Regions from separate parts of the Mus musculus genome. Here region 1 is linked to region 2. A link is a loop called in an ENCODE intact Hi-C map of the cell type or tissue named here. Cell type or tissue: heart. All regions are shown on one strand. Links, peaks and the distances in the headings refer to the core of each region. The heading gives the core; the rest is flanking DNA. Region 1 overlaps Dgkg (diacylglycerol kinase, gamma). Region 2 holds the start of Etv5 (ets variant 5).

The links. Hi-C counts contacts between places; a loop is a spot of excess contacts. Peaks named below come from ENCODE experiments on the same cell type or tissue, not always from the same donor. Only the 100,000 strongest peaks of a DNase experiment are listed, where the experiment ranks them.
Region 1: it touches region 2 in a loop (4-fold over the local background); 7 of 42 quality-filtered maps call a loop at or near these places.

What each region holds. Positions count from the first base shown.
Region 1 is chr16:22,493,157-22,508,874 of GRCm38, reverse strand. Dgkg (diacylglycerol kinase, gamma) reads left to right here. Exons shown (of 25, transcript NM_138650.2): 22 at 8,474-8,651. Among named protein-coding and RNA genes, the nearest start is that of 9230117E06Rik, 10 kb to the left of the region's middle. In heart, for the core only: no CTCF peak of the experiment used is centred there; a DNase peak (open chromatin) is centred at 8,704; H3K27ac peaks cover 1,321 bases.
Region 2 is chr16:22,433,685-22,449,402 of GRCm38, reverse strand. It overlaps Etv5 (ets variant 5), which reads left to right and starts at 9,833. Exons shown (of 13, transcript NM_023794.2): 1 at 9,833-9,886; 2 at 12,843-12,965; 3 at 13,115-13,202; 4 at 13,336-13,383; 5 at 13,476-13,526. The coding sequence starts at 12,921. In heart, for the core only: a CTCF peak has its summit at 8,981; DNase peaks (open chromatin) are centred at 4,382, 9,602, 10,432, 10,872 and 1 weaker place; H3K4me3 peaks cover 2,608 bases; H3K27ac peaks cover 3,541 bases.

The DNA of each region.
Region 1 (15,718 bases), core at 5,068-13,067, 57 kb before region 2:
GAAGCCTGTTCATGACTAGGTAGCGTGGACTTTCTTCCTGATACTGAACAAGAGTTGCATCCTGTTCCTTGCTGTTGGTTCCCTAGTTGGCCCTGGTTTGGAACAAATTAAATACACAGTATCCGTGGATGCATGAATGGAGTTCCCATTGCAGGCATCTTATCATCCCCCTCACTCCTCCACAGGACTAATGCTAATGATGCAACGTTTACATGGTATCACATCCATTTACAATGAGCTACACATTCCTAGTTCCTATATACCTCCACTTACAGACCCATAACTCTCCTGACGACTTTTTAAAAAAGAATTTTTTTTAACGTGTATCAGTTTTTTGCCTGCATGTTTGTATATGTGCCATATGTGTGCAGTATTCCTGGAAGCCAGAAGAGGGTGTCAGTTCCCAGGAACTGAAGTTTCAGACAGTTGTGGGTACAGGGAACCCAATCCAGGTCCTCTGTAAGAACAGTGAGTGCTCTTAGGCACAGAGCTCTCTCCCCACCCCTCCTGACTATCTTGTCTCCTAGGTAACTAAGCACAGCACTAACAGACCTCATGGATTGGCTCTTTACATTGGTCTGGCTTCTTGCCTCTCATACAGGAGACCAGGAGGCTGAGGGAAGACAAGCACTAAACAGAAGATTGGACAAGAAAGACCCTCCTTAACTTCACCAAGTCAGTGATCTCTCGTCTGCATAACAAGCATATGCGCACTGACACTGCAGAGCCAAAAGGATTAGATTTTAAATATATGATGAGCCTGTTTCATAAGTCGCTGAAAATGATGCTTCATCTTACTGCCCACTATAGACAACAGCTCCTGTAATCATATGCAATAGCCTCTCTGAACACAGAGCAAGCCATTGCCTGTACCATTTACCTACATGCCAGACCCATCTTTGTATGGAGACAGACTGCCTTCCGAAGACTGCTCTCTTCATATCAGACATTACCTCTGGAAGCAATCGCTCTTGTTCCTCTCCAGGGAAACAAGGATAGTGATTTCCCTGGCTACTTTTCTTACACTCACAGTACACGCTCTAATTCTGCAGATAGAAAAGTCTGAGCTTCCTTTTCGGCCTTGTTGCCTTTAGCCAGCAGTGCAGGGAAGCCAGCCTGCTCGCTGGCCCATCTCTTCCCAGCTCTCCTCTCTGCTGAGGTTGTATCTTGCAATTGGCTGTAAGTTGGGAGTGTTTATGCCTTAGAATACAACAATTGCTCTTTGGTTTTTGTTTTCCTGGAGACCTTGCTGGTAAGCAGTTAGCAGCACCTGCCTTAGCACTGACCTGAGAAAGCATCTGAGGACTGGGTTCTGTCTTATTTCACCTCCATCCCTGCATCTAGCAGAGAGTAAGTTCTGGCTTGTTCTTGTTGGATGAATGAGTGTCTCTGTCTTCTCTGTCTCCTTGAAGGAGCCTCCCATGTCTCATCCTGTTGGGGTGTAGGCTACTTCCTGCAGGCTAGGGTTAACATTCACATCTCTTCCTGCCCTGGACATTTGAGTCTACTTTACCTGGTCATCCATCATGATATTCATGTAGAGAGGTTAGGCAGATTCATCTGGGATGGAGATTTTTGTGGGTGTTCTTCATGGAACAGCTTGTGTTCCCTCTTAGGGATTTCTCCACAAGTGCTTTGGTTTTGATTCATAGGTAGTTACATTGAACACCCAGTATGGCGTAGACATGCCTGGTTCTGTGGAGAACACAGAGCTGTGTGGAACACTGTCCTTACCTTCTACTGAGCTTCATGTCTCCTGGGGGACATGTAGCAGAATATACACCACATCCAAGGGGGAATTGAACCAATGGAGTGCAGAGGAGGGGAGCATTGTTTACCTGCTAGCTGCCTGGAACAGTTTTGAGGAGCTGCTGTATCTCCAGCAGGTGGGGATTTAGCAGGCACCAAAGGGGCAGTTTGGACCACATGCAGCAGAAACAAAAGTCAACAGGCCCCAACTCTTTGCCCACACAGAGCAATTCAGTCTCTCTAACAGGCAGTTACTAGGGCCCAACTAATTATCAACCTTAGCAGCTCTCTTCTTTCCAAACCAAAGAGGTCAGGCCAGACAGGGGCCAGCCTTCCCCAGAGCCCTAATGTACCATCTAGGCTGCCAAGCCACTTTCATCCCTACCTGCCCCTCCCTGTCTTCTCCTGGGTTCTGGGTTCTGTAAGACTTGAAACTACCAAGCGAGGTTTGATGGATCTTCTTTCTTTCTTTCTCTCTCTCTCCCTCCCTCCCTCCTTCCCTCCCTCCCTCCCCCCCCCTCTCTCCCCCCCATCTCTGCCTGATGCTTGCTGGTGTCCCATTTCCTCAAAACAGAGGCAAAGAGGGGCGGGTTACCCAGGCTCCTTCAGTCTCCTACAAGCTTGGTTTGATACTCTGACATGGAGTTCAGGCATCAAAGGCCACCACCTACCCGCAGCCATCAGAGCCAGTCAAAGGTCAGGATGTGGTCCATCTCACTGTACATTATAACCGAAAGACCTTTCCTAGGGATGCAGCCCAGTATTTCTCCCTTAGCAAGAGAGCTACACCCTGCATTTTGTCACTCACTGGGGAAATCATCCTCAGACTGTTTCCAAAAGAGAAAAAGTACAAGAAATTTATAGTTCAAAAGGAACCCTAGAGATGTATCAATAAAACATGGCAGTGCTTTCAGACAACCAGTAATTTTTAAAAAGGGGGGGGGCTGTTAAGAAGGTTAAGGAATTATGATTGCCATTGAAGGGTGGTGATGATGGATTTAATCTGTAAGCCTTTATTGTTTAAAGGTAAACGCCATTTACATGTAAGAGAAAAATCTAGGTTTGCTGCGGGACAGTTCGAAGTGTGTGGGGAGCCTTGAACAAGTTTGGTTGCCAGAAGTAACTGCTATGCTGGGTCTTTATCTCTCCACTTTTCTGTACTTTTAGAAATAACCATTTAAAAAGATTAAAACAATGGAAGAAAGGGGAGGGGCGCATCAGAATAATGCAATGACAGACAGAGTCTGAGGCAGGGAGCTCAGATGGTGACCCAGCCTAGTGATGGGTGGAGCTTCGATACAAAACAATCTTCCTCCAAGCCAGAGAAAATCTGTCTGCAGGTGGTGTGGAGAATCCAGGTTAGGGATAACGCAGTCTAAAAACTGAAACAGGTCGTCAAATAAATAGACTCTTTCCCGGAGGACCTGCAGAAAAGGGCCAGTAGGGCTGCAATCCAGAGTCCTCCCTTCCCCACCTTTTCAGGTTAGAGGGGAGGGCCTGCTGCAAGGTGCCTCCCTCCCCTCTGATGCTGTCGACCCCCTCAGTGAAGACAGAGAGCTGGGAGAGTCTAGGTTCTGCCTAGAAATGCAGAGATCCAAAGTTTCTGGCTAGGGAGGAGGTGAACACAGGGCGCTTAGCATTTGCTTACAAAGGCCTGTGGTCTTTTAACCTAGTCTCTAGTTACCTACACAACAATTCTCCAGCCAAAAACAAAACAACAACAACAACAAAACTATCCTCTCTCTGAATATGGGTGCTGGGGCCCAAATGCTGTGGACTGCAGCCAACAACTGTAGCCTAAATGCGCACAGGGGAGAGAGTGGGGCTGGCTTCGGTGACCCCTGTCACACCTGCACCTGGCAGCAACACCCACGAAGGACAATCTGGAGTGCTTGCGTGCCCATAGGCTCCAGCTCTGAGTCCCATGCCTGGCTGTAAACGCCTAGGTGAGTGCAGCATAACCGCCTTTCACAGCAGGGCCTGCAAGCCCTCCTGCCAGCCCCAGCATAGCTCAGGGCTGCAGGCTCTCCCTGGAGCCATCCTGAAGGGGGGCCAGATGACGTCATGGAACACTTGGAGGATTTATCTCAGGAACAGGCTGTTGCCAGTGTTCCAGTTAGGCCTACAGTGCTCCATTCCTGGATTCCACTTTTCCGAGAGACTCAGTACAGCAAGCCTCAGGTCTTAGGACGTTCCAAAGGAAATAAGAAACAGTGGCTAGGAGGCAGGTGTGTAGAGAGGAACGCTAAAATGCTCTAGCCAAACTGGGCGAGCAGGTTCATGACCTGGAGTGGGGGGGGGGTCTTCCTGGCACAGGAAATGGGGGGGACTCAAATCATGTAGGAGTTAGGAATTGCCTTTGCCTCACACCAAAATTTGCTTACCTCCACCCCCATTTTCTGTCTACTTAAAGCACAGAGAGATTAAGGACCAACCCAGAATCACACATCTGACTCACCAGGAGTATCCTTTTTAAGGGTAGACCTCAGGGTCCTCCCCCCTCGACTATTTGCCCCAGTTTACACTGGAGGGATGGAGAGAAGAGTCTATCAAGGGCAGACAGAGGGCTGTTTACTAGGGAGGAAGCAACAGTTATGCCTACAGAAAGACAGCAGACACTTAAAACTGCAGGCAAGGAAGAAAGGTGACTGAGTGAAATACAGTTTGCCAGGGAGAATGCTGGTGGTACATTTCTTTGGTTTTGTGGGTGGTTGTTTTTAAAACAACTCTGGCCTAGAGACAGGATTTAATTATGTCTAAGCCCTTTATAAGATAGAATGGCAGTGGAAGATTCAATTATTCAAACAACAGCTGCAAGCTGAGTTTTGCTGTAAACCCAGCATCAGCTTCACTGCCTCGTCTCTAGAGTGGAATCTGGCATCCAGGGCCTGCTTTGGCAACCAACATCTGCATCTGTGCAGAGCCATGTTCTGTGACCCTGAGCCAGGGCCGTCCGTCGCCATCCACTGGGGTAGCAATGGTGTCTCCCTCAGCACTAGGCTCCTCAGAGACAAGGTAGACAGCGGCAGTCTGGTGCCCAAGGCAGTCTGGCCAGGGGAAGCTGTGACTATCATTATTTTTCAGAAAGAAAGAGATATTTCAATCAACAATGAATAAATTGCGGTGCTGTGAAAGTTACTCCAACCAGCAAGGAAAGTAGCCATCTGGTCTAGGAAGAGATAAGAGATAAGGAAAGGGGACAATTCCAGGCTCAGAGCAGAGGAAAACTCATTTTGAAAAATGTTTGGCACAGTGACCCAGAGCCTAAATTCCTAATTAGTAGTTGCATAAGAAGGATGGGCCAGTAAAAAGACATTCCAAAATAAAGTCCTAACAGATCATGAAATGTGTTGAGGAGGAAAGGGAGTCTTGTCTCTGTGACAGCAACACGGAGGCCAGGAGCAGCCCGGGTGATAAGGGAACTGTGCATAGACGCAAAGGCAGCATGTAGCCACACCCAGGAGTAACTGCTTAAAGCACACCTCAGACCTCTGAGCCTGGCTCTGGGAAGGCTGCTGCTGAGGGGGATGCTAGATGATGTTTGAAGCAAAACAACAAAAAAGCAGAAAAGGAAACCTGGAAAGTGTAGTTCAGCAGGGCTCTGCCATCTGAGAAACGGTCTTCTTTTCTGTACTTCTAGTGGTTCTCTGCTGGTTAGTCTTATGTACTTGACACAAATTTGAGGCACCTGGGAAGAAGAGCCCTCAACAGAGAGATTGCCTCCAATAGATTGGCCCGTGGGCATGTCTGTGGGGTATTGTCTGGGCTGATGGTCAATGTAGGAGGACCCAGCACTTTGTGGGTGATACCACCCCTGTGCAGATGGTCTGAGCTATATAAGAAGACAGTCTGAACAAGCCATGGGGAGCAAGCCAGTAACCAGCACCTCTCTGTGGCCTCCGATTCAGTTCCTACTTCCAGGTTCCTGACTTGAGTTCCTGCCCTGAATTCCCTCTGAGATGTGTAAGCTAAGTAAACCAAGTCCTCCCTGGCTCAGTTTTGGTCAGTGTTCATCACATGGGGCGAGTCCCAAATTAAAAATGGGGAAACAGATGCTAAAGTGGCCTCCCTGTCTAAGGAGGGACAATGGACAACTTGCAGGCCTTGGAAAATTCACACTTGGTTGAGCCCAAGTTGTTGGAAGATTTTAGGTATCATTCAGAAGTCACTTTGATAAATCTAGAATGCAGGAGATTCTATCAAATGAGAGGCAAAGAGATAAATATCACCGAGTGTCTCAAAAATAAAAGGGCATACCATGAAAACTACATATTGAGGTACTTCTGTCTAATCCCTGGAAACTAGAGTTGATGGTTGGCACCCATGCATGGGTGATATAGTTTACTAAAGATAGAATCTTTTATTACTTTTATTACTTTTGTGGTAAAGGTTGTCAGGGAAAGTCTGACGTGACACTTAGCAGACTCTCTTCTGTTTCAGCAGGAAGAACACAGGATTGAGGTCTGTAGACCTGCTTTTCTATCCTGTTCCACCATTCATAGATCAGATGCTCACAGGGCAGTTGTTTTGCTTCATGGATCTTCCTTTATGATTCCATCTCAATCCATATGCACTGATAGGAACAGGGTCCTGAAGACATACTGCATCAATAAAACACCTCACGCTAAGGTTACTACTGCATGACATGTGGTGTGTTAAAGTGACCAAGGAGAGACTTGATCCCTGGTTTTGCCATTATATGACTTAACCCCCCAAATGATGAGCAAGCTGCAACTAAGGGCACAGAATATCGGTCTGAACAGACTAGAGGAGGTTTGAACCAAGAACTAGATTAAATAAATGTAAAGTCCTGCATCTAAGCTATATTTTTCAATCCTACTACATAAGGTCAAGAGAGATAAACACATAGTAAGATGAAGGTCAAGGTGACTGAGGTGACTTTTTTACCCACTTCAAATAAAAGAGCTAATGAAGATCTTACCACATCAGCGATAAGGACAGTGGCAGGTAACTTGTGACACTTTTATGGGTGCTTTGTACACATCTTGTTTTATGACCATGATGATGTGATAAGAGCTCCAGCCCCAAGAAATACCGGTGTGATTGCCATCTGTCCCACCAAACAGGTCAGCGCTGATGCTTCCGATGTCAGGGACAGTACCAATTAGGTAGGGAATAAATTGTGGTGTGTACAAAACAGAACACTCAATATAGGAAAGGTCTGATAAGGAGGTCCGAGCAGTGACCACACTCAGCCCAGAGGAGTGGGAGAAAGAGAAAGCCCTTACGTCTGAGACTGTTACTGCTTACCTTAAAATCTGTATGCTTCCATCTGTACACTGTGTGAACAGCATACCCACTAAAGAGGACTTTGAAAAGCTCCAGTCTCCCCAGTAGAGAAATGAGTTCCCAGTTATCAGAAACACTCACTGTATTCTTGTTCTGTGGTTGGAAAACAAGGCAGAGGTGCCAACATTGATTAGAACTTCAACGAAATCAGGCGGCGGGTGAGTCACTGTGAACCAACAGAGCCCCAACTCTTTCTCATCCTTCTCTGGGGAAGATTCTCAAAGTTTGATTTCTGGGTACTCTAGGCCATTTTCTGTCGTTCCTGAATACCACAAGCTGGGTGAACAGTAAATAGCAAATGTTTAGTCCTCACAATTCAGGATCAGGGTCAAGGCGGCTGTATGTGATGGATCCTTCTCCTCCTGAGAGTCCTGCAGTCTGCAGGCAACAGGAACACACATGGTTTCCTTCCCCCTCAGACAAGGCTAATGAGATCTGGGGCTCCAGTTCTAGAGACCTCATCTAATCCTAATTAGCCCCCCCCTTCATACTGTGTCAATTGAATTAACTCCCACCAAGAATCTGATGGAGGCATCTAGACCATAGCAGTAGACAACACAGGTGACAAGTAGATTGCTACCATATGCTTTGGACTGTCTTCCTTTTTTAAAAGAAGCAAATTTAAAAAGCAAAAACAAAAAAGCATGGTCTTTATGGTCAAATTCCACAAACGTGGAGTTTCCCTGGGCATCCTTGGACACTAAAGCTCATCTCCATGGGTCCCATTTGTTTTTCTGTACATGAAATAAATCACCAGCAATCCCGAGGGACAAGGATCAAAGCTAGTGCATTTTTTTTTTTAATTTTTTGCTGCATTGGTAAGCCTTGTGCCAAAACGGGATAGCTTTCCAGCTAGGTGAAGCCTTCCAGTCTCTCAGACCTCACGGGGGGTGGGGGTGGAGGGGGTAGAAAGCAGAGAAAGAGTCTCTGCTACCTCAGCAAGCACACGTGCCAGAGCCACACTTAGTGCAGCTATGAGAGACAGGCAGATTGGAAGGCCTCCCAGACCCAAAGTCTTGCACTTCTTACCAGGCAGAGATCAGGAATAAAATAAAGGAATAAGATGAAAATTGTCATTTGTTGAGAATATACCTAATACTGGTTTCTGGACCCAGCAACACCACGAATCTTCACAGTGATTAGCAAGGGTCCACACTGGGGGTATTGGGATGGACTGAAGGACAGTTTGGCAACCACCTTGTCTAAAATACATCCGTAAGTATTTCTAGCCCTTGGAAGTTCGTACTGGATGACTCTGTCTCACCATGGCGGCCAATGCCTTGAGTCTGAGAAGCTGCCAGATGTTTAGTTTCTGACTGACAGTGATTAGGTGACTTAGGACCTGTCACTCTCTTTTAGAGACCCGGTGACCACGCATGGCCCCACCATGATCTGCCTTTTCTCTGCTTTGCAGTGTGACGGAGTTGAGGTGGATCTGAGCAACATCTTCCTGGAAGGCATCGCCATTCTTAATATTCCCAGCATGTACGGAGGCACCAATCTCTGGGGAGAAACCAAGAAGAACCGGGCTGTGATCCGGGAAAGCAGGAAGAGCGTCACAGACCCAAAGGAGCTGAAATGCTGTGTCCAAGGTAAGCAAGCATGAGGATAATTGCTCCAGCCATTGCCTGGGTGACAGAGTGAGTTGGCAAGCCACAACAGAACCTACATCAGGCTTGATAAGGCCCCACAGCTGCCAAGGACTGGTGCTCCGGGAACAGGCTGACTCATTGGTCCTGGTGATACAAAGCTTACAATCTCATTAAGAAGGCAAGATTCACAATGAAGGAACCCTAAACAATAGTCTGTAGTCAACCCAGGCTCTAAGAGGTCAGGTGTCAAGTACTGTTCCTGCCTTGGGTACCAATGTCTTCCAGTGTCTACAACCAATAGTTCTCAACATGTTCTCAGCTCCCAGAGCAATATCAGACACCACCCATCACTCTTGCCCCTGGAAGCCCTTCATCCAAATGGCTTCTAGAACTCTCTTGCTCCCAAGTTTTCTTGGTCATCCTCCTGCTTCTCTTTTCTCTAGCCTCTTGATACTACAGGGTTCCCACACAGGTCGTTGGCCTTCTCTAGTCTGTCTGTACCTCACTGGTGGCCTCCTCCAGTTGCAAGCCTATCTTTCTCTCTGGATTCTAGTGGTGCTATATGTAACGTGTACTCACCAAGTGTGGTAGTGTGTGTCGTAATAGCAGGACTCAAGAGGCAGGACCTGATGGTAGCCTAGACTTTATACCTGGAATGACCCTCCAAAGCAATCTGGTCTTACAACCACAGAAAGACCCCTGAGGAAAAGGTCAGTTTATGACATGGACCAAATCCAGTACTGACTCCAAGTAAAACACCAAATGTTCAATGTGGCCTGGAGCCTCATGGGGTCTATCTAGCCTTCAGCTAGCCTTCAGTAGCTCCCAGACCCCATCTTCTACATGGACTCTCCCCATTATGCACACTACTTCTGTCAATCATGCAGGCTGCTTGTGTAAGTCAACTAGTCCTTTCCAGAATAGCTGGCAGTATGTCTCAGAGGCCCTCAGCTTGAATCACACAAGGATACAGGAGAGCTTTCTGAGATGCCCTTAAATGACGTTCATCCCTTTCTCAACCAAGGACTCCGTCTAAGCTCCTGGCTACTGATACTGATTGGTCACACCCTTCTTGGTATCTCAGTTACCAGGAGAGTAGAGAGGTGAGAAGCTGGGCTGAGGACATTGCCATGGGTACTATACCAGCAGGAGAGGACTAAATTCTGGTACTGGTATTGCTAATAGCCCATTTATTGACACCTCAGTTTTTATTGCTGTAAAACCAGCTTTTTAGGTAAAATCTTGTTAGCTGGATAGATGGGGCCAAACAAGATTGAGTCCTAAACTAGACTTGTTTTGTAAAAAGATTCCTGGACTCTAAGGACTCCCTACCATTGAAGGGAGAGACCCATCTACCATTGAAGGGAAGGGTCTACCTACCATTGAAGGGAGAGACCCATCTACCACTGAAGGAAGGGCCCATCTACCACTGAAGGGAATGGTTACTCTCTTAGTTCATGTGGATCTATATTCTAGAGAAAGATAATCAAGAAACATCATCTTCATACCTTTGTCCTTTTAAAGCTGACTCAGGAATATTTCTCTTTTGCCCTCTTAAGGCCCCTTCATTTCTCACAGTAAACTTTGCAATTTGTATGAATTATTAAAATGAATAATGTATTCCTCTTTCCTCCCTTAGCAGGGGAAGTTGTGGGTGCTAACAGAGTGAGGGAAATAGTGGAGGTTATAGAAAGTTCCTGACACCCCACCCCACCAAGCTCCCACCCTGCCCCACCCACTCTCACCTCCCTGGCATCCAGCTCTATCAGAACAGAGAAGGAACTGGCAAAAATGAGGCCTCCCCCATATTCACCCTGGGGGTTGAGGAAGCTCTTCCTGGGATCACATTCTGCCTTGGGGCTCAATGTCAGCTTGCATCTTTTCCTAAAATGTCTGATCTTACATTTTGTGTTCTTTAAGCAAGAATAAACTGTTGATCACTCTTAGCTCTTTTCTACAAGCCCCTTTTCCTGTCCCCAAAACGCACTGTCAGAGATGAAAGAGGAAGCACTTCCTGTTCTTCAACAGGAAGTGAGAGGACTGAAGCAGAGAGAGGGCCCAGGAGGGGTCCTGGCTTCTGGGCTTTACAGAGCTCTCAACTTGGAGTCTTTCTCCTGAAAGAGCCAACATCCCATAAGAGTGAAGTTGGCAGCAGGAAAGCTAAAGAGACACGTTTGTTCATTTAGTGCCTGGCTCCAGCCCAGACTCTGCCTGTCACTAGATTGCGGCCTGGGGTGTGTCCTCTCAAGTTCTTGGCACTCCGTTTTTCTTACCTATAAAACAAGCAATCAGGAAATCCTATCTTGAGTCTCCCAAAAATGACAGTCCTGATTTGGTCTATGTGACCTCCTTGAGCAGAGTTATCTGTCCATGTTTCCTTCTGTGTGTTCTGTCACAGGATTTCTGGGTCTGTAGCTAAGGGTAGGGGGCTCTCTCTGCAGGCACTTCATCTCTGGAGACCCTTGACTCCTTGGCCTTTCCCTGGGACTGGGCTGGGGGTAGGGAGAAGTCAGGGCAGAGTACAGGGAGAAGGACCCCATCATAGGAAGGACAGGAGAAGGTTTACTGTTCAATCTCTCACCAGACATCAACCTTCCTCCTCAGAAGACGGACCCAAGGATTACCACGGAGTGGGTTCTATCAGAACAAAGGCCACTGAGGGAGCAATGGGGATGGGTGCAGGGGATCTCGCAGGTGGACAGCCCAGACTTACATTTGGGCTTTATATTTCTCAGCTTCATAACAACTTGAAAATGACTCAACCCCTCGGCTTCCTCATATATAAATTCGGCATAATAATACCTAGGGCCCTTACTGCGTCAAGAAGATGGTGGGTGGAAAAGTACCTGGACTCAGTATGAACTCAGACTTAAAAATAACCTCCCTCTGTCCTCTTCTACACCTAGCATGCAAGTAGGGGTCTGGTTTGGACACTTCTGTCTTCAGCATGCACCCACAATGAGAAAGAGCAAAGTGAGCTACTGCAGACGTCAGCCTTGACCCAACACAGAAAGCTGAACAAGCAACTGGACCTACTACCAGCTTCCTCCCTAGGCTTCTCGGATCCCAGAGACAGAGTTAGGGATTATGAGTTCTGAAGCCCTGCTATCTGTCCCCAAGTATCAGAGTCTAAGAAATAAGGGGCTGGACAGGTGGCTCAGAAATTAAGAGTAGATAATGATGCTCTCTCAGAGGACCCGAGTTCAATTCCCAGGACTCATATCAAGTCGGAACCACCTGTAACTCCAGTTCCAGGAGACTTGACGCCTCTAGCCTCTGCAGGCTCCAGTACTCATCCCCACACAGATACAGACACAGACTTTAAAATAATAAGAAAATAAAATTTATAAAAAATGAAAAACATTCGATAAATGAGAAGCACCTAGCATCAGTTTTCATTAATATTGGTAATAAGAATGGTCAGAAGTAACCTCTATTTTTTCTTACATTCTATTGTAGCTTGCAAGTGATTCTATATGAACTAATATAATCCTAACCCAAAACCCACGAAAAAAAGATTATGTACCTAGCCAAATGAGCCTACTTCATAGTTGGGGTGGGGGAACCCAATGAGTTTATGCCCAGAAGTAGCGTCGGAACCAAAACTTGTGTCTATGATTACAAATGAGTCCCTCGAGGATAGTGTCCATCTAGAAAATATACTGGAGAGACTTCTGTGCATGTTGTTCAAGCCAGGCTGTCACAACGTGGGCGACATGTAGGTATAGTCCAAGCAGAGGATCCAATCCACTTGATAACACTCTGCTCATCCATCCCTGCTAATGATACCAGCCTCTAGAGCCCCCAACAGAGAGAGCAGCTTTGAACTCCCTGGGCACTGGGCTCTCCATCTCAGCAGAACACTGGCTGTAGATTGCCCTGAATCGTGGGTTGCTCACCCTTATCATCTCTTTCCCTGTCTCTCCTGGAAAGCAAGGGTGGGGGCATAAGTTCCACAGTGAGCCTTTCTTTACTGCTCTGGTGTCAAGCTGTGTGAGCCTGGAAGAGTGAGGCGTAAAATGTGAGGTGGGCTGAACTCTCCTGAAACAGCCAACCTTAGAGCCTCAGACAGTTCTTACCCTGAGGGTGAAGAAAGGTCACCTGAGTAAAGCCCTCAGGGGTTCAAGCTGTACATAACCACAAGGACAAACTGCAGAAACCTGTTTTCCCATAGAGGAACACAAGTAACAACAGCTGGGGTGAACTCACTCCTGTCCACTGCGCCTGGGAAAGAGCAGGAAAACACATTCCAAGAGCAGTTGTGTTTCGAAGAACCTGTCACCAGACTCTGGTTGTCTTGGAGTGTTCTCCCAAACGATCAGACTTCTCACACAACTCCGATAGTGGACTGTGTTCTGACAACCTTTCTGTCCCTTTCACAGCCCACTACCCAGGAGGGTGTGGAGTGTTCTACAGAAAGGGTTTCTGTAAGGAGAGAAGAGAAATCCTGCCTTCAGTGGACACAGCAGATAATAGATTCTGCGGGACAGGATCAGGCACAAGTAAAATTGATAAGAGAAAAAGTCTTAGAAAGTGTTATATGAGAACATGGGAACTGTTGAACGTTCATTTGAGAAGAGAGACGTGCTGGCCATCTTTAAATAAGTCATCCAGATGCCGCTTAGAGAACTTGTAGCTGAGAGTCTGTGTGGAGTGAAGAGATACCCCAAAGGAGAATTAAAAAACAACTCAGGCAGGCCTTGTCGTCACCACCTATGTGTCCTTAGTAACTGTCTCCAAGCCTCTATTTCAGCACCTCACCAAACAGAAGAGTGATAGGCTCCTTCCCTCAGGACTATTGTGAGAGTTGAACGTCATCCTTGTGGGCACATAGCTGCCTGCACTTAGAGCTTGATAAGGCCTTGATTAATAGTCACCATAATAACTGCTTGGTGTTAAATAATATGAAAGGGACAATTTCGAACCCTTTCTCTTTACTGCTCCTTCAGATTTTTTTGGCCAAGGTTTCCTTTAAATCTCCCATGGCTCTAACAGTCAGAACTTCTTGGGTTATCATTGTGACTATCCTTAAAGTGCATCTGGCTGTTGCTGTGGGCATAGGAGGAGCAGACTGTCATCTAGAGATGCAGGGGGAAGGACAGGGGTCTGGTCACCAAGTGAAGCAGAAACATGGGTGCGTGAGTGAGGCTGGAAAGCAGAGTCCTTGGAGGTCTGCCATTCCGTCTGGCACCAGCCCAAGATATAAGTGAGAGACTTCCTACGCACTCTCTCTAACCCTCAATCCAGTCTTCGGCCTGGAATCAGTTACCCCCACTGGACCCTCTGGTTATCTCACACGTGGTTTCTCTATCAGTCCCCCTTGAACCACAAATAGAGTGTTCTAGAAAGTTCCAACCCCAAATCTCTCTAGACTCTCACCAGATAATAATTTCTGCCATTTTGGGTAAACAGAACAAGGGTCAGACATTTCTGGTAAGAGAGTTTTGAGTTGTTCTTATAGCATTACAGATAGGTTTTGTCAGATCATCTAACATACATGCAAATGTTCCTACCAGGAAAGACTTCCCCAGTCACGAGGGGACTAGCACAGCATGGCCTCAAGAAGATAAACCCACAAAGAGACATAGGAACTGTGATTAGTGCTAAGAAGAGTCCATGGCTCCTGGGTCCAGATGAGGCCAGCCAGCCAGCCAGTGTGACTAACACAGGTACACCCAAGGCCTCGATAGCCAGGTGCTCGAGCCTGGTGACAGAAGCACTCCCCGTGCCCAAGCGCATCATCCTGCTCTCCCAGATTCCAAGGCTCTCTAGGAAAGGGAAGCAAACCACAGTGCAAACCCCCTGGCATGCAAGATCCTGGGGCCCTCGGCTCCTGACTCTGCTGCTCTGCAAGCACAGATGGATCGCTCATCTGATTGCTCATGGTGCCTTGTGGGTTTTCACCAATCATAGGAACTGTGTGTGCCCTGAATTCTAAAACCAGGACACAGATACTCTCCAGCCATCTCAAAGTTTCATACTCCCAACTGGAAAACCACAGCTCAGTTGAGACTCAAAAATGATGGTGAGCATAGATTTATAGTTTCTTGTGGCTTTCTTTCCAGTTTTGTATAAAGTCATAGCAGGTAGGGCCTGATAGCTTCAATTTTGGCCAAGGCTTTTCTTAATTATCCTAAAGATTGTACATTTAGTAGGGGTATGGTACGTACTTTATGTTTCTGTGATAAAATGCTAACCAAAAACCAACTTAGGGAGGAAAGGAGTCACCTGACTGACAGGTCAGTCCCAAATGAAGCCACAGCAGGAACCTAGAGGCAGGAACTGTGGAGGAGAGCTGCTTGCTGGCTTGCTCTCCATGTCTTGTTCAGTTTGCTTTATCATAAAACCCAGCACCACCTGCCACGGCTGTGGGGTAGGGGGGACATCATCATAACGGTCTCTCCACATTAATCCTTAATCAAGAAAATGCCCGGCAGGTGTGCCAACGGCCTGGTCTAATGAAGGAGGTTCCTCAGCTGAGATTATCTCTCCCCAGGTGTCTCTAGTTTGTGTCTAGTTGACAAAAACTAACTAGCATAAAGGTCTCTCCTGTGGGTTGTTGGCACAGAAGGAGGCATGTGAACTCTGAAGGGCCTCAGGAGTTCTAGGTGTGTGCAGAGGGACTCTTCTCGGCACTGGAAAGTTACCATGGCAACATGTGTCATCTTGGTAAATGTTTGCAGGCCTACTGAAAGCCTTTCCTTTGCTGTGCACAGGAAATCACAGCTCTGCCATTCAGTCTTTCAACAGCCCACGCTGGCATCAACAAGCCCCAAACTAGTCATTATCTCTCCCTTCTACCCATCTCCTGTTCCTCTCCCAGAGCCCACTGCCTCTCCACACGCACATGTTCCCTGCCTGGTTAGTGTCTTACCTGCTTTCCAAGCCAGGTACCAGAGTCCTGCATTTCCCCCTTCAAGCTACCTAGGAGAACTCTCCTGTGAGTCCCTCACCAGACTGGGAGCTCCCTAGGGAGCTCCAGATGCCATTGTCTCTGTGCCTGGCAGAGTCTCTGAGGCCTCAGATGGGCTTCTGAGTACTGGTTGGTCACATGAGCGGGGACACAT
Region 2 (15,718 bases), core at 2,971-10,970:
CAGAGTGGTTTCTCTGTCTGCCCACGTCGCCGTCCAAGTCAAATTCTGTGCTCCTGGCTCCTCACTCTGCTCTGAGGTACTGAACGCCCTTCACAGTCAGTGGACCTGTCTTCTCCAGTGTGGCAGAATCTCCTCTCACTTGTCACTGCTCCAGAACTTCCTGAGACTCTTTGCTCAGAGGGATCTCAGTCTTGCAGCTCTTCAGCACACGGTTCCTGTCCAGCACCCCTTCCTGCCCGGCACCCCTTCCCCTGCCTGTCCTACTATCCCAGCCTACCTCTGTTACCCAGCAGCAGCCAATCCAGCTCTCCGGTCCAGCAGATAGTTCTTGAGTGGCCCTTACAAGTCCCCTAGGCTGGAAAGAAAAGTTCCTTCCCTAAAATAGAATAACGATGGAATCTAGTCCAATCTGTGCACAAAAATACAATTTTCTCAATGTTAAAGTCTTTTCCCCAATAATTTTTGTTAAATTTTTGTTACCAGCAGCTTTGCCTATCTCCTGGGCGAACTCACAGGTGAGACGTGAACGAGTCCTGAGTGGCTAATCTCGGAAAGCCTTAGGGACAGCCCAGCACATGCCCCTCCACAGCTCATGCATTTCATAAACATGTGTGCGTGGTTGCGGCCTTTTAGGCCCATACACCTTCCCATTTTCTACTAATTCAGTTGTCTTGGTTCATGTAATACATGCCACATACTTTCAGGATAGTCTTTTATTTCTTTTTAGAATATCTAACTTTACTTGCATGTATGTGTGTGTGAGAGAGAGTACAGCATGTGTGCTTAGCTGCCTGCCTGCAGAGGCCAGAGGAGGTTATCAGATCCCTGCCTGGAGCTGGAAGTATAGGCAGTGAAGCTGACTGATGTGGATGCTGGGAACTGAACTCCTCTGGAAGAACAGCAAATGCTCTTAAGTCATCTCTCCAGCCCTCAGTGATACTCTTAAAAAACAAACAAACAAACAAACAAACAAACAAGCAAACACCATGGTGCTCTGCTCAGAAAAGCACGATTGCTGTGAGCCAAAGCCGTGACAACAATTGTGTCAGACCCTTTCCCCACATCATGTCACACACACTAACGCACAGTTGTGCCCTTTATCACACATTCTGCCCCTGTCACCATGCTCCCTCCTGCCAAGAACACTCCAGCATCCAGCAGGATTCCATCGCCCTGAGAGTCTTTTGCTTCTGTGTGGATCCTACGGGACTCTTTGCATTTCTTTGGCAGTCTGTGAGGATGAAGAAGGCACAAAGCATTAGGAGGGAAAGACACTGAGATAACACTTTCTACAGGAAGTGTCTCATCGCACTGAGAAGGACAGCACGCAACGCAGGCACCTTCCTCCCGTCTGGAGCTATCACCACACTGCCATATGGATTACCTAGTTACCATTCACATTTACAAGGTGTACACATGGGTGTTAGCGAACGCTACCCACGTTCTAGTCAGGAATGCGTGGGCCAGAACAGGTAAAACATGGATCTTGTAATGAAAAACTACATCTCATCATTAAAAGCAGTGTAAGATGTACGGAGGAAGGGGAAGCCATATTTAGCATTTATATCCTATCATGACACAGGCAGGCTCTGTCAGAGCAGGCCCTGAGGTCAGCCTCCGCATTCAAGGTAAACATACCTAAGAGGAAAAGTCAAGATAAAACTCAGATAAATATACAGAACAATTAGGTTATGGAAGGAACATGGAGGAAGAGCCAGAGGGAGCTCCAGGCAGAGTGTGTGTAGAATTCTCCCAACCAAGATGTAACTTGATGGATGGGTGAGATGGAATATCTTGGGATGCTCATCTGAAGGAAACCAGAGACATGGGTGAAGACCAGGCAAGCCAGGGGCCCCACAGCCTCCTACTCTCTCCAGGTTAGAACACTGGAGAGTGGTTGTCCTACATTTTCACTTTTGCCAGGCCCTGGATGGGGAGCAGCTCTGTAGGAGGAGCTGGGTGACACAGGTTGGGTGAGTCCACCAGGAAACTGCACCAGTCCTTTGGAACAGCACTCAGGTGTGATGCGGATTCTCCTATGTGACTAAAGGCTGAGGGGAGGCCTTATAGTCTTACCAAGCTCCATGTCACCTAAGTTGTGACCAAAATGAATTACACTTTCTCAGGACCCAGATCTTGCTGCTAGGAAGTAAAGTGGTTCCCTGGGTACAAATATTGAGCTTTTGAAAGGCCCCGTTACCAGTATCTTGATCCTTCCTTTTCCACTATGTGGGCAGGACAGAAAGGCACATGCCAAACGCAGGTCCTCCAAGGGCGGCCGCTGTCTCCTTTCTTGGGGACAGTGCTTTGTTGTAGTAGAAATCACTTGGCCATTCATAAAGTCAGTCTTTTGTGACCACCCGCCAAGTACTGCATGATGGAGTTGCGAGGTTCAGACAAAATTTTAAGAGGGTCCCTATTGGAGGAATGTGTGCCACAAGCACCATGGCTGTGTGGATGCTGTGATCGATAGTTTAATCAGAAGCATGACAGAGGATGTATTTAGAGCCATTTCTGGGTTTTGGTGACTGTTTTTACCTATGAGATGTAACCCATTATTTAAAAATGTGAACGATTGTCCTGCCAATGACCATCCAAGACATCTGATGACTGTCATCCTCTCCCATCTAGCCCTGTCTCAGCTGTGGCTCCTTCTAGTCCTACTATCTTACTAGTTAGACATGTAAGAGCAATCAGTTGGCAGTCTGGGACATAGCGACTATTGGCAAGCCTACGTGTGCTCAGCCCGTCCCTCTTTCCTGTCCCCTGGCTGTGTCTCATGGCAGGAACCATGTGCTTGCTGCCTCCTGAGGATCCGTAGCTATCCCAGCCCCCACAGCTGCGAGGCTAAATGGTTGGCATCTGACTCCCAGCTGGGATTTTCAGATCAGGTTTGGACATTTCAGAGGTGGCCTGTTTGACCTATATACTTTTTTTATTATGTAGAGCATGTACAGGAAAGTGCATGGATTGTTAAGTGTGGACGGCGTACGTTTTCACAAAGTAGGGACCTCTGTGTCTGCATTCTCCACACGTCTTAGTTAGGTTGGTTTCTATTACTGAGATAAAACTCCATGGCCCCAGTCAACACAGGGAGGGAAACACTTGTTTGACTTACAAATCCTGAGTCATATTGCACTGAGGGAAGCCAGGGTAGGAACTCAAGGCAGGAACAGAAGCAGGGGCCACAAAAGAACCGTCCTTACTGACTTGCTCAGCCAACTTTCTTAGACCACCTAGGACCTCCTTCCGAGGGGCGGTACCACCCAGTGAACCTTCTCACATCAATGGTTAATCAAGAACACGTCCTACAGACCTGCCTACAGGCCAGTCTGATGGAGGCATTTTCTCAGTTGAGGTTCCTCTTCCCAGATGACTTAGATTGCATCATGTTAACCAACAAAACAAAACAAAACAAAACAAAACAAAACAAAACAAAACAAAATCTAACTGAGACAGCAGACTATGAAACAAAACTTTACTGACTTACCTCTCCGCCCTAGCAGGGCTGGCCCAGGTGGATTTTTCTAATGTTTTGAGTCTTTAGGCCTGGGCTGGCCTCAGACTCACAGAGATCTGCCTGTCCTTGCTTGCCAAATGCAGGGTCTAGAGGTGTGAGCCACACCAGGCCTGGTGTAACTTCTTGATGGGAATGGATGCCTAGGAGGGGCAGGAGCAAAAAGAAAGGAGACCTTGGGATGGTCCCCGTCTTAATCAATGCTACCTTCTCCCCAGAGCCAAAGCACACCAGACAGGAAGTTAGCAAGAGACAGTGGGGGAAGATGTTCATTTGTTTCTAATATTTACTATGGTGGTTTGCTCTCACGTGGCAATAGATAGGGAGCCTGGCTCAGGCTAAAATGTCAGGCTGGATGTGCCATGTCAGGTCAAGTAGTCAAATCCACTGATGGAGTATCTCACCCACTACCAGTCACCATTGTTTATTTCTCCATTGTTCAACTCAAAATACACACACCCCACTCAGTAGATCCCGTAGAACCTCAGTGTAGGTGAGTGCCTACAGACCAAGCCAAAAGCCCAAGGACAGCCAGTCTTGCCATCTGTGCTTCAGCTGCAACAATGAAGCAGGCCAGCTCCTTTATCCCTTAGCTCCAGTCTTCCAGTAGTGCTGTTGGGAGATGCTAAAGCAAGACCGTTCATAGCGCCAGGCAGACAAAAAACCAACCAACCAACCAACCAACCAACAAGCATGAGATTCCCTGCTCTTGAGTTGGGAATGAATGAAGTCTGAAAAGGTCACAGCAAGGCCCAACTTCTGCTCATATGAAACTCACCACCAAGGGCATAAAAGGAAGCAAAAAGCAGACTCTAGTCAGTCAAAATAGAATCTGCCGAGTCCACACATCAAGTTCCTCTACAGAATCACTGGGGCAGGCACATCAGGCCTTGCTCTGAACCCACGGAGCCCTTCTCCACGCCCACTTCAAACTCGTTTGTTTTGAAGGTTTCCAAAAGGCTGGCAAAGGGCCGGGGGTTGCAAGCATGAGCTACCATGCCTGGCTTGGTTTGGGGTTTCTAGGCTGCCAGATCAGAGGAAAAAGACTAAGATGAACATAAGGCACCAAGGGACTGCAGACTTCCCGCTTTTAACTACAAGTTCTGGTTGTCAGAGGAGGTGGAGAAGAAGCAGCGAAACAGAGCAGACACAGGTTCCCTTCAAAGCCCCGTAGCCCGAGGGTCTCTCATGTGGGGCAGGCAATTCTACTGGGGGGAGAGGGGGAGGAAGGAGGGAAAAGGAGCTAGCGTGAGAGAAAGGGGGGAGGAAGGAGGGAGAAGGAGCAAGCTTGAGAGAGGGGGGGGTGGGGAGGGAGCTTGGCATGTGACTGGTTCCACAAGCAGTCATGTCTGTAGCTAGAGGTGGGGGATGGGCTCAAAAGAAACTCATGGAATTACTGATCTGCCAGAGCTGTTTCAGAGTGGGACCTGGTTATGAAAGGCAATGTGAAGCCATTTATGTTTTTATGTATGTATGTGTGTGGGTATGTATGTATGTATGTATTGGTAGAGGGGTGGGGCTTAAGGAAGACATCCTCCCCCTATCAGAAGTCTTAATTTCTCATGTTCCTTCAGATTTCCCTGAGAGCGATTGTTTGGTAACATCTAGACTGGAGTTTTAGCAGAGGACAGGAGGGAGACTATGTCAGGAAATAAAGCCAGGAGAGGGATATGGGCTCCTCCCAGCCTTCCAGTCATAGCATAGCATCAGGAACAGTGCATTCCAGCTGGCATGCTGCTTCACATGAGACATCACAGACATGCATGTGTGCGTGTTCCAGTGTGGGTACAATTGTGTGTGCATGTGTGTGTACACGTGTGTGTGCATGTGTAGAGACTAGAAGACATCACTGAATCTTAGTTTTCCAGCAGCAAATTGTGTTTTAGTGCTGCTTGTGAGAGGGGTTGGGGACACTGAGTGAGGCACTGCATGTGGAGTGTCTAAGACATGGAAGATGCTCAGGAAATACAATTTCTTTTTCTGATGTGGGTTTCATGAAGGTGTATCCTTGCTGGCCCAGGATAATGCCAACGAAGCCTAGGTGGGATTTCTGGAGCAAGTTTCCTGGGAACTACTCTTGTGAGAGCGGCACACGAAGAGTTGGAACCTCAGATGGGAACTAATGCAGGAGAGTGCCAGAGAGCAAGGCCTTGTTTAAGATCTACATTCCTACATTCAGCTCACGAGTCTCTCTCTTACTAGTTACATGCCCTTGAAAAAAAATTTCCCAACCTTTGTGCCTTACTTACCACATCTAGCAAACAGGAGCCTGATGGGATACAGATCATAGGGTTGATAGAAGGATCAAGCGAGTTAATTTAGGCAAAGTCTCCAAATAGAGTCTGGCTCTTCCAAAGCAGGCTTTTTGTGTTCAATCGTACAGCTTCTAACGGACTGGGCTGCCCAGCCTTGTGATTAAATAGCAGGCTCTGGGGAAACCCTGTGTGATACACTCTCTGTATTAGTTAATTTTGGAGTCACTGTGACCAGATTACCTCAACTGAAACAATTGAACGCAGGGAAGATTTATTTTGGCCTTTGGCTTAGTGAGTTCTGGTCTGGCTGAGCAGGAAGGGCAGCTCTGACCATGGCTGAGGAGGAACTTCTTACCGAGAAGTGGCAAGGATGCTCTGAAGCCAGGGTCTGCTCTGCAACCTTTAAAAGTCTGTCCCCCAGGACCCAATTCTACCACCTCCTAAACATTTTGCTGCCCTCAAAATAGAACCACTAGCTGAGACCCTTGTTAAGACACATGGCACTTGGACCATAACCCTCTCCCGCTCTGTGATATCTCCGTGCCTCAGTTTCTTCACCTATAGAGGTGATCGTTATGGTGCATGCGCAGAGGGTTACAGGCTGAAATAATGCTGTTTATGTGGAACTGAACAGAGGAAGTTTCTAGTAACGGTGGGACCTCACTATCCCCTGGCTGGAAGGAGCAACAGGACACCGATTTGTTTAAAGAGACACAGACGGTGGAATATTTTCTTTTTTTCTTTCAGGCCTCAGGGCACTTCTTCCTAAATCTTAGAAAATAAGACTGAATTCTTGACCTTTCCCTTGAAGAAAACATCTCTGTCCCATTTAGTGTTTGTCTTCACATCCTTGGTTATGTCCCCGCACCCCAGGGCCACACTTGCCATAGTGAAACAGGAGGCACAAGGCGATATAGGGACAACCGGAGCACGTCCATCAGTTTGGATACCAGCTTAAAGGTGGGTTGTGGGCCTTACACTCTAGCTTGCTTTGGCATTTTGTAGGGGCCATGTAGAAAGCAGACCTGTAAAAGGAGGCAAGCAGCCAGGCTTGGGGCCTCCTTTCCTCCCTTCCCCTCGCCCTCATTGCCTCCTCTAACTGACGCTGCAAACTGAACTTGGTGAAGAACAGGCGTCTAGTTTCTCATTGTGACCGAGTTTTGCTACTGCCCAAGGACAAAGGCTAGATTGACACAAGAAGAATGTCCCAGGGGGTGGGCCTCTTTTTGTTTCCTTTTCCAAAACTGTTTCTCTCCTGGAGGGGAAGGAATGATAATTAGAGCACTTGTTCTACAAATCCCCTATGTAAATATGTTCTTAGGAGCGGAGATCCAGCGCATTAGACTAGAAACTTCTCGTATTACCCTTAACTCTCCTATCTGGCAGAGATAACAAGAGAAAGACAGTGGGATGTGAATGGGGATAGAGAAGCAAGAGAGGAGTGGAAGCCATTTTGGCCTCTGGACTCTGTTCGGATGTCCTTGCTGGGTGGGACTCCTGTCGCACCTCAGTTTCTCATTTGTAGAATGGAGATATTAATAGTGATGAATGTCTTCTCACTGCCTCACTGTGGGGACATAGCTAGACTGTGGAGGGCTGTGTGACTACGGGCTGCCCAAGGCAACCCCTGGAGATCATTCATCTCTATGTTATTTATTTATTATTTATTTATTTATAGCCCAGCACAGGATCTGGCTGAATATCTGGTACATCCTAAATGTTTGCTGGATGACTAAGTTATTAGTTACCAATAGCTTTAATGAAGCATAATTCCCCACATATGATACTGTGGCTATCAACTTCTCTCTTTTCTGTGGTGCTGGGTCTATAACCCAGGACTTTGTGCCTTCTAGGCAAGTTCTCAATGATCTTCCCAAACTACCATAACTACCCAGGACTCCTGGGCACATGACTGCCTTCTCAACACCTAGGAGGAGGGGAAGAATAGACAACTAGCTGGAGGTGAGTTTGGGTTACATAGTGAGTTCCAGGCCAAACCGGCTGCGTATCAAGGTCCTGTCTCAAAGAGTAACAAATACATAAATCAAGTATGACACACAATACTTTCCCTCATTCCAGTTAGCCCCTGTTTATTGCTACACACTTTCAAATTTCTCTTCTCAAGGAGGAATGGAGAGCTTCGGTCTGAGGCAAAGGTCACAACAGCCACACTCCAGGCGTGGAGTGTAAGGAATGTGAAGGAACCACTGTGAAGAGGCCTGCACTGGAGCTGATACAGCAAGCCACAGAACTTTTAGAGGACTGGGATCTGAGACAATTAAGCAAAGGGGAGTAGGAAATTCTTGAAGAAATTTCAACCAGGCAGGAGGTTGGCCTGGGATGAGAACAGGGAGGGATGGCGGTGATGGGACCAAGCCGGTGAGAGAGGATCTGGAACTAGTGTGGGCCTTGCTGAATTGAAAGCCTTCAGGACGTCAGAAACAAGCTGGGAACACGGGTACAAGAGGACAAACTCTATAGCCACCAACTAGAATAGGAGCTAAGGGAAGCACTGTGCTCAGGCAGGAAATTAAATATCAAGGAACTGCTCGTTAAAAGTTCAAAGCACCTGCCCACACTTCAACTGGTGCCCTTCCCAGTCTCCGGCAAAACCGATAACTCAGCCCACTGAACCTGGGTGCAGGTCTCATCCCAGCATTCAAACTGGTCAAGGACTGTAATCAACACACCAAGTACCAGCTCTGATCCACAAGCTTAGGGGGGAAAGGCCGCGGACTAGAAATCCACACCACGTGTTTCACTGTGGGGCACTGGGCACCCTTAGGGTAACAACTTGGGACCCGCTTTGCTGAGGCTCAACTCTCCAAACGCTGACACCTTGCTGCCCGGTTAGTAGAGAACAGAACTCGTTCACAAGCACCCTAGCGTCCTTGGGAAAAGAAGAGAACGGCCATTGTCGGTGGCAGGAGCAGGACGAGGAGTTGGAAGGGGCAGAGGATTGTTTTATTTGTTTCCTGGAACACCCTGTTAAGAATCTCAACAACTGCAGTCAATGCCCGATCCTTTGGCAAGCAACACTGCTTCTCCCGGTTCCCAGCTGCACGGGATCTAATTCGCAAACACACCATCTTGCATTCAACACTTAAATGGAAAACAAGCAGCCCGGGAGAGAAGCAAGCGGTCTAACTGCACGCACGTTTCAAAGGGATTTGTGCTTCCAAGGCCCTCTACCGGCCCGGTGCGATCCACGAACCGGGTTTCTGGCTGTAGCCTCTTGCCTGTAGAGCTCAGAGGCAATTATTAGCCCGAGAAGACGCGATCGGGTCGGGCCTTAGGCTTTGGCAACATGGGTACATCACTAAGATCTGGAAAAGCTCAGGTTTTTAAAGGAAGGTAACTACTTTTTTTTCCCACTGGAAACCTGGTTTAAAAAAAAAATTAAGGCTTCTCTTCAAGGTAGCTAAGATTAGAGGGCTCGGTTTCCGTTTTTTGTGTTTCTATGGGCCGAACGCCCAGGCAGGGTCAGCGAGTTTCTGTGTGTGGAATGACGAATTCCTCTCGCCTGAGTTCTAAAATGATAACTTAGCTCGCTGCTGCAGCTGCGAACGCCTGGCGCCAAGCGGCCCCGCGCGGGGGTGGCGGGAGGAGCGGTGCAGGCCGAGGCCAGGGGGAACTTCGCGAGTGGCCCCTTTAAGAGCTTCACTGACTCAGCTAAGCTTCCCCCTCAGGTCGCGTTTTTTATGAATGAAAAACGTCCTTACATTCATTATATAAACAAGCCGGTGCTGATTGGTCAATGGCGCCCAGCGCATAAATTATGTAAAACAGACCTCTGAGGGCGTTGAGGGAGGCCGACCGTTAGCCAATGGGCGCCGCAGATGATGGGGCGGCCCAGCTGGATTTGCCTGAAGACAGGGTAAACAAGAGGTGATGGGCAGCCGCGGGGATGGCCGCCGACCAATGGGGACGTGTGTGCTCTGGGCTGCGGGCCAATGGCGGCGGGCGGAGCCGGCGGGGGCCGGGCCAGTGCTGCAGCGGGTTGCAGGGCGGCGCAGAGTCCGGAGGCCGGCGCGCAGAGCGGTCTTCATCCCCGATCGCTGCGGCCCAGCCCGCCACGGAGGCGCGCAGGCGGGCGCGCGGAGTGGCCGCTCAGGTGCGGACTGGTTCTGGGTCCTCAGTTGGGCGTGCTTGGGGTGACTCCCGGAGCTAGCCGCCCCCTCCCCCCGAGGCCCGGTTCGGTTCGGTTCCTGGGAGGCTTCGGGCGGGGGCGGCTAGCGGTTCCGGAGCGAGCGGAGAACGGGTTTCCGCACGCCGCGGAGGAGGCACCCGGGGTGCTGGAGCGGGTGCAGGGAGCGGGGTGCCCGGCTCAGGCTACAGAAGCGGGGTGCAAGAACGGGGTGCGGGGCGCGAAGTTGTGGGCCCCCGAGGGCCCTGGGAGGCTCGCGAGAAGAAACGCTCCGCGACTCTTAATATGGGGGGTGGGGGGAGGCGAGCAGCAGTTTCAGGGGTTCTGCTTCAGAACCCCGAGAGTTAAATGACACCGACATGTGCAGCCTGAGGGTGCAGGATCTGCCCGAACTTCTGCAGGCCTGGCAAGTTGGAGACTGGGCAGCGGGCCCGCAGCCCCCCACTCCCTCCTCTTAGGGCTGAGGGTATTGGGGCCGCCTGAGCCACGGCCTGGGGGAAGAGAGAACCGGTTCCGAGGCTGCCGAGAGTGTGCTGGAACCTCGTGAATGATTCGGGGTCTCCCCCGCAAAGGGGGTACTGATTAAGTAGGGGGTGATGAGGGGAGGCGGCATGTGTGATCAGGAGCAAATGAGGCTGCTGGTATCGGCCAGCGCTGCACCTCGTTTTCTGAATGTGGGTGACTTTATGAATGAAGCAGGTTTCTTTCTTGGGCTCTGAGCTCTGAGGCTTTTTTTTTTTTCTCCCTTTTTTTTTTTTTTTTTTGTGAATGAAGCATTGAGCTTTCTTCCTAAAACGCTGGGGTGAGGGGCCTGCGTCGGAGGCTAAGCGTGCGTTGGGAGTGGGGGCGGGGGCGCAGCTGAAGGAGTTTTCATGAATGGGAAGGCTGGGAATTGGGTGGAAGTGTGTCTTGTTTTGTGAATGGGGCCGGGCGCGAGGGATCCAGTTACAGCCTCTACCTGCGGTGGCGGCCGCGGCTCCATCTCCCATTCATAAAACCAGGCTCGCTGCGCGCCACGGGGAGGGGCCTCGATCCGGTCGCTGCGCCCAGTTAAAGTTTTCCTGGGGGCACCCTGGATTTGGGGGCTGGGGGGGGGGAGCGACTACGACGACACAAAGGAAGTGGTTTAAACTCCAGGATGAACCGAAGCCTTCCCTGCAGGCTTTTAAAAGATACTTTGAACACGACGTTTCCAGCTCTTGAACTCGAAGGGCTGCTTAGAAGATCCTTGCTGCTGCTTTTGGAATCTCTTAGGGAAGTTTCTTTTTACCGATTTTTTTCAAAGGATATTTTTTTGCGCATCATGAGCTTCTAAAAATATTTTATCCTCTGGTTTTCCTACACGTTGTTCTCTTAACCCACAACAGACATTTAAGAATTTCTGAGGCCACAACTTAGTCAAAATTTTTAAAAATACAGCACAGAATTCTTTCTTCTCCACAGTCTACTAAAGATTCTCAGATTTGGGTCCTGGTTGGTGACATTCAAGAGAGGCCTCATTCTGAACGATGTTTGCACTGTGTGGAAGGAAGGCAAGCTGGCAGAAGTGTTTTTCTAGGAAGTTGCGAACTCTCTTTCCTTTGACTTTGAAAATATCTGATTACTTGGGCCAAGTGCTGGCTGTGAAGGGTTTTCTTGTATCCTGCTCACTTATGAAAATTTGATATGGTGCTCACAGCGTGAAAAACAAGTCAGATGGAAATGGTTACTGTGAAAAGTGTTCCCTAGTTTGTGTACAACTTAAAAGAAAATGCTAGTTAGGCCTGTCTGTTATTCAGACCTGAGGTGAATAAATACTTGTTATGCCCCCATTATTTTGACCTGAGTTTTTATTTGGAAAATTAAGTGTTTAGGAAGGTAACACCTAAACTTGCTAGCTAATTCCTCCCACGCTAGAAAAGTGTCTCCCCTCTTGATTTAGTTCCAAGCCCAGCTCTTACCAGTGGTTGACTGATTTTGTTGAAGATTTGAGGTCATTGTAGAACAGGGAGTTTTCTTTTCATGGATATTTTTGCATTGAAAGATTTCAATGACGGTGTTTTGTTTTTCTGTTTCTTTTCCTTTTTTTTTGGCCTTTTGGTAGAAATGTTTAAATATGTGCAGTGGAACTGAATTTCCTTTATCTCTCATTTTTATAGATGTTTTATTTTAGAAATTGAGTAGATGGCAGCTAATCTTTGTAGGTTGCCATGGAGATGCTGTGTCATTTCAGGTATACACACCTGTTTGGACAGACGGTTTGGGTTTAAATAAAGAATTGTGTGTGTGTGTGTGAAGAAAGTATACTTTTGATCAGTTTGTTCCTGGAACTGTACTTAGTATTTTTACCATATACCTACAAAATGCATTTGAGACACACCATGCATTTGGAACATGGAACACCCAATTTCTCTAGTTCCTATCATAAAGTGGCAAATCTTAATTAAAAACTTATCTTAAAAAATAAAACAAAGCCGGGCGTGGTGCTGCACGCCTTTTATCCCAGCACTCGGGAGGCAGAGGCAGGCGATTTCTGAGTTCGAGGCCAGCCTGGTCTACAGAGTGAGTTCCAGGACAGCCAGAGCTACACAGAGAAACCCTGTCTCAAACAAAAGAAAACAAAAACAAAACAAAAACTCTGCAACAAATGTCCTAGAAGGTCATTTTTCAGTGCAAGTAAGGGAGGGTTTGATTTTTTTTTTGGTTGGTTTTGGCTTTTGTGGTAGACAGGCAGGCAATACTAAAGTGTGTGTGTGTGTGTGTGTGTGTGTGTGTGTGTGTGTGTGTGTGTGTGTGAGAGAGAGAGAGAGAGAGAGAGAGAGAGAGAGAGAGAGAGGGAGGGAGGGGGGGGTAAGGTGGCTACACAGGCAAGAGGGAAAGACTTGTATAAACTTAAGCCACCCCACCTCCGCCAGAGTTTAAATCTTCCCAATCCATGTTACAGGAGTATCTCTTTACCACCCCCAAGAAACTACTCAATGCTGAAGCCCTTCAAAGTGATAGCGGAGACTTTGGAAGCACCATGGATGGGTTTTGTGATCAGCAAGTCCCTTTTATGGTCCCAGGGGTGAGTTGGTTCTGTTCTGTTTTGTCCTTGACCTCTGTGGTGTGTCTTCTCCCTGGAGGCGTGGGTGGACTCTCTCTGCACCTCTTTCCTGCATTTGAATCTTCCTCTTTTTTTTTTTTTTTTTTTTTTTTTTTCTTGGCCTCTTTCAGAAATCTCGATCAGAGGACTGTCGAGGGCGACCTTTGATTGACAGAAAGAGGAAGTTTGTGGACACAGATCTGGCTCACGATTCTGAAGGTAGTGCAGCTGTCCCTGTGTGCTGTGGCTTCCTCAGGTCACACAGACACTGGTGTGCAGACTCCTGGATGCTCCTTAGCACAAGAAATAGCCCCATTTTGAGTCTTTTGTTTGTTTGTTTGTTTGTTTCCAGAGTTGTTTCAGGATCTTAGCCAGCTGCAGGAGGCTTGGTTAGCTGAAGGCAAGTTTCTTGACTGTCCTGTTTTCTGTGTAAAACATTTCACTGTGCCTTTTAGTAAAATGCAAAGATCTAAAACACAACTCTCTTTCCAGCACAAGTTCCTGATGATGAGCAGTTTGTCCCAGATTTTCAGTCTGATAACTGTAAGTACCTTTGTGTTGGTGACACATTTGTTCTGAAATTGTTTGGCCTTGGATGATTTCCATCTAGAATATGTTCATTCTACAGCGATAGCCAGAACATTTGGACAGTGGTATACCTGCATTTTAATAATTCAGGGTTAGTCCAGAAGACTTGTCTCATTTTTTTATTGATATAATTTCTTGCTCTCATGAATGCATGACTTATTCAATATAATTTCAGTGAAATTTCTTTTTACCTTAACAGCTTGACCTCCGGAATTTTAAATTAGGATACTAGATAAGATTTCTGTGTCAAACATCTGCTTGTTTTTAGATATGTCTGAGTTGAGGGGACACACACACACACACACACACACACACAAAACCAGTACTGGTGGGGGTTCTTGCAGAGCTCAGAAGAGGCTGTTCGGTCCCCAGGAACAACTAGAGTGACAGGAGATGTTGAGCAGCCTTTTATGGGTGCTGGAAACTGAACTCGGATCCTCTAGAACCAGAGCAGCAAGTATTCTCAACTGCTGAGCCATCTTCAGCCCCCAGTGCTTATAAACCAACATTTTCTTCAAATCCTTTTCTCGTTTTTGTTTTCTAAATTTAAGTCTTTGGGCTGAGGTTATAGCTCCGTGGTATAGAACCGCCTAGCATGCCCCGCTAGCACTCCAGGCCCAGCCCACTAGCACTGCAAATGGAGAGTTAGACATTAGGCAGAGCCAGTGATGAATCTGTGTTTTTGGTCTCCTTTGAACGGTACAGCACGTACTTCCTGGAGGATTTGTGTTAATTGTGGTTCTACCTAACGTGTCGTATTGTGTCTTCTATGCTAATAACGGGTGGGCACTGAGTGCCTTGATTTGCTCTCATTTTCCATGTGGTTGTTGGGACCTTCCTGTTGAGTAAAGCCTTTTTATTATTCGCCTTTGGGTGCTCATTCCTTAAGACAGGTAATGTGTGCATCGAGGAGTCCCACGAATGGCTTGTGAGGCTGGCAGGGCATAGTTAGCTCTGCTCTGCTCTTTCTGGGCTCTCCTCAACACATTCAGGAGCTTTATGGTCCAGGCACAGCTACCAAGGACAAAGCTGGCTGATGAAATTGGAGCAGCACAGAGCTGCTCTAGAGAGCATTAGTCACTGGCGAATGAACAGGTTTAAGAGCGGCCTGGAGAACGCTGCCTCTCTTGAGAGTTGCATCATAGAGAAATTCATGTCTCTTAGTCATAGTTTATAATAGCAAGCACCTGAGCCAGGCTAAGATTTGATTTCTCATTTTGCACCAACAGATTCTTGTCATCTTTGTTTTATCTCTGGGGTGGATATGTGCATGTGTGGAGAGGGGAGTATCTGGGTCTGTTTAAAAGCAGGGTAATCTAAATCTATTAGCTAAAAGAACAGAGGTACCAGCCTAGCGTTCTGTAATGACAGCCCTCCTGTTCGAGTAGGAATGCCATGAAACTTGAAAAATGGAATGAGCTGAAACCTTGGCTTGCTGTAGAGATTGTCTGGACAAAAGGAAATTCTTATTGTTGCCCTCTGATTGCTTTGAAGGGATTGGCTTGCCATTGAAAGGCAAAATAGTGATAACCCGCGTGGCCGAGGCCGGTGAGGGTGGCCGAGGGTGGCCGGGGGTTTGGATGATGACCGAATCTGGACTCCAGCTTGTTTTTGTCTTGGCAGTTCTGCCTTTCTCCAGAGCCTCAGTAAGCTGCAGCCTGCTGGGGAGGTGGCTTTTGTGGCAGAACTTCTTTGAAAGGCTTTTATTGCACTGTTTGTTTCTCTGTGGCCCGCAAGGGTTAAAGGGGGAGGTGAGACAGCTGGGCTGAGATTGATTGCACACTTGCCTGTTCTTCGAGGGGGGGGGGTGGGGGGGTGGGGGGTGGGATGTCAGCGGGCAGAGTTTCTATCTGCAGAGATTCTTATCTGTGAGAATAGGCGAGAGCGAAGAAATCAATAAATGTGTCTTGGTGCTCTAGAAATAATTCCTGCTCAGCGCATAGAATGTGCTAGGCTCTTTAATTAAAATGCTGTACCTTAAACGCAGGCGCTCTGGGAGCGTTCCCTGCCTACCAAACCTGGTGGGGTTGCTTGGCTTGTTTTGTTTGTTTTGTTGTTTGTTTTATTTGCTTGCCTTTTTTTTTTTTTTTTTTTTTTGGCGTAACAGCTTAAGGTTGAGCTGTCTCTATTTAAAGGATAAAGTGGGT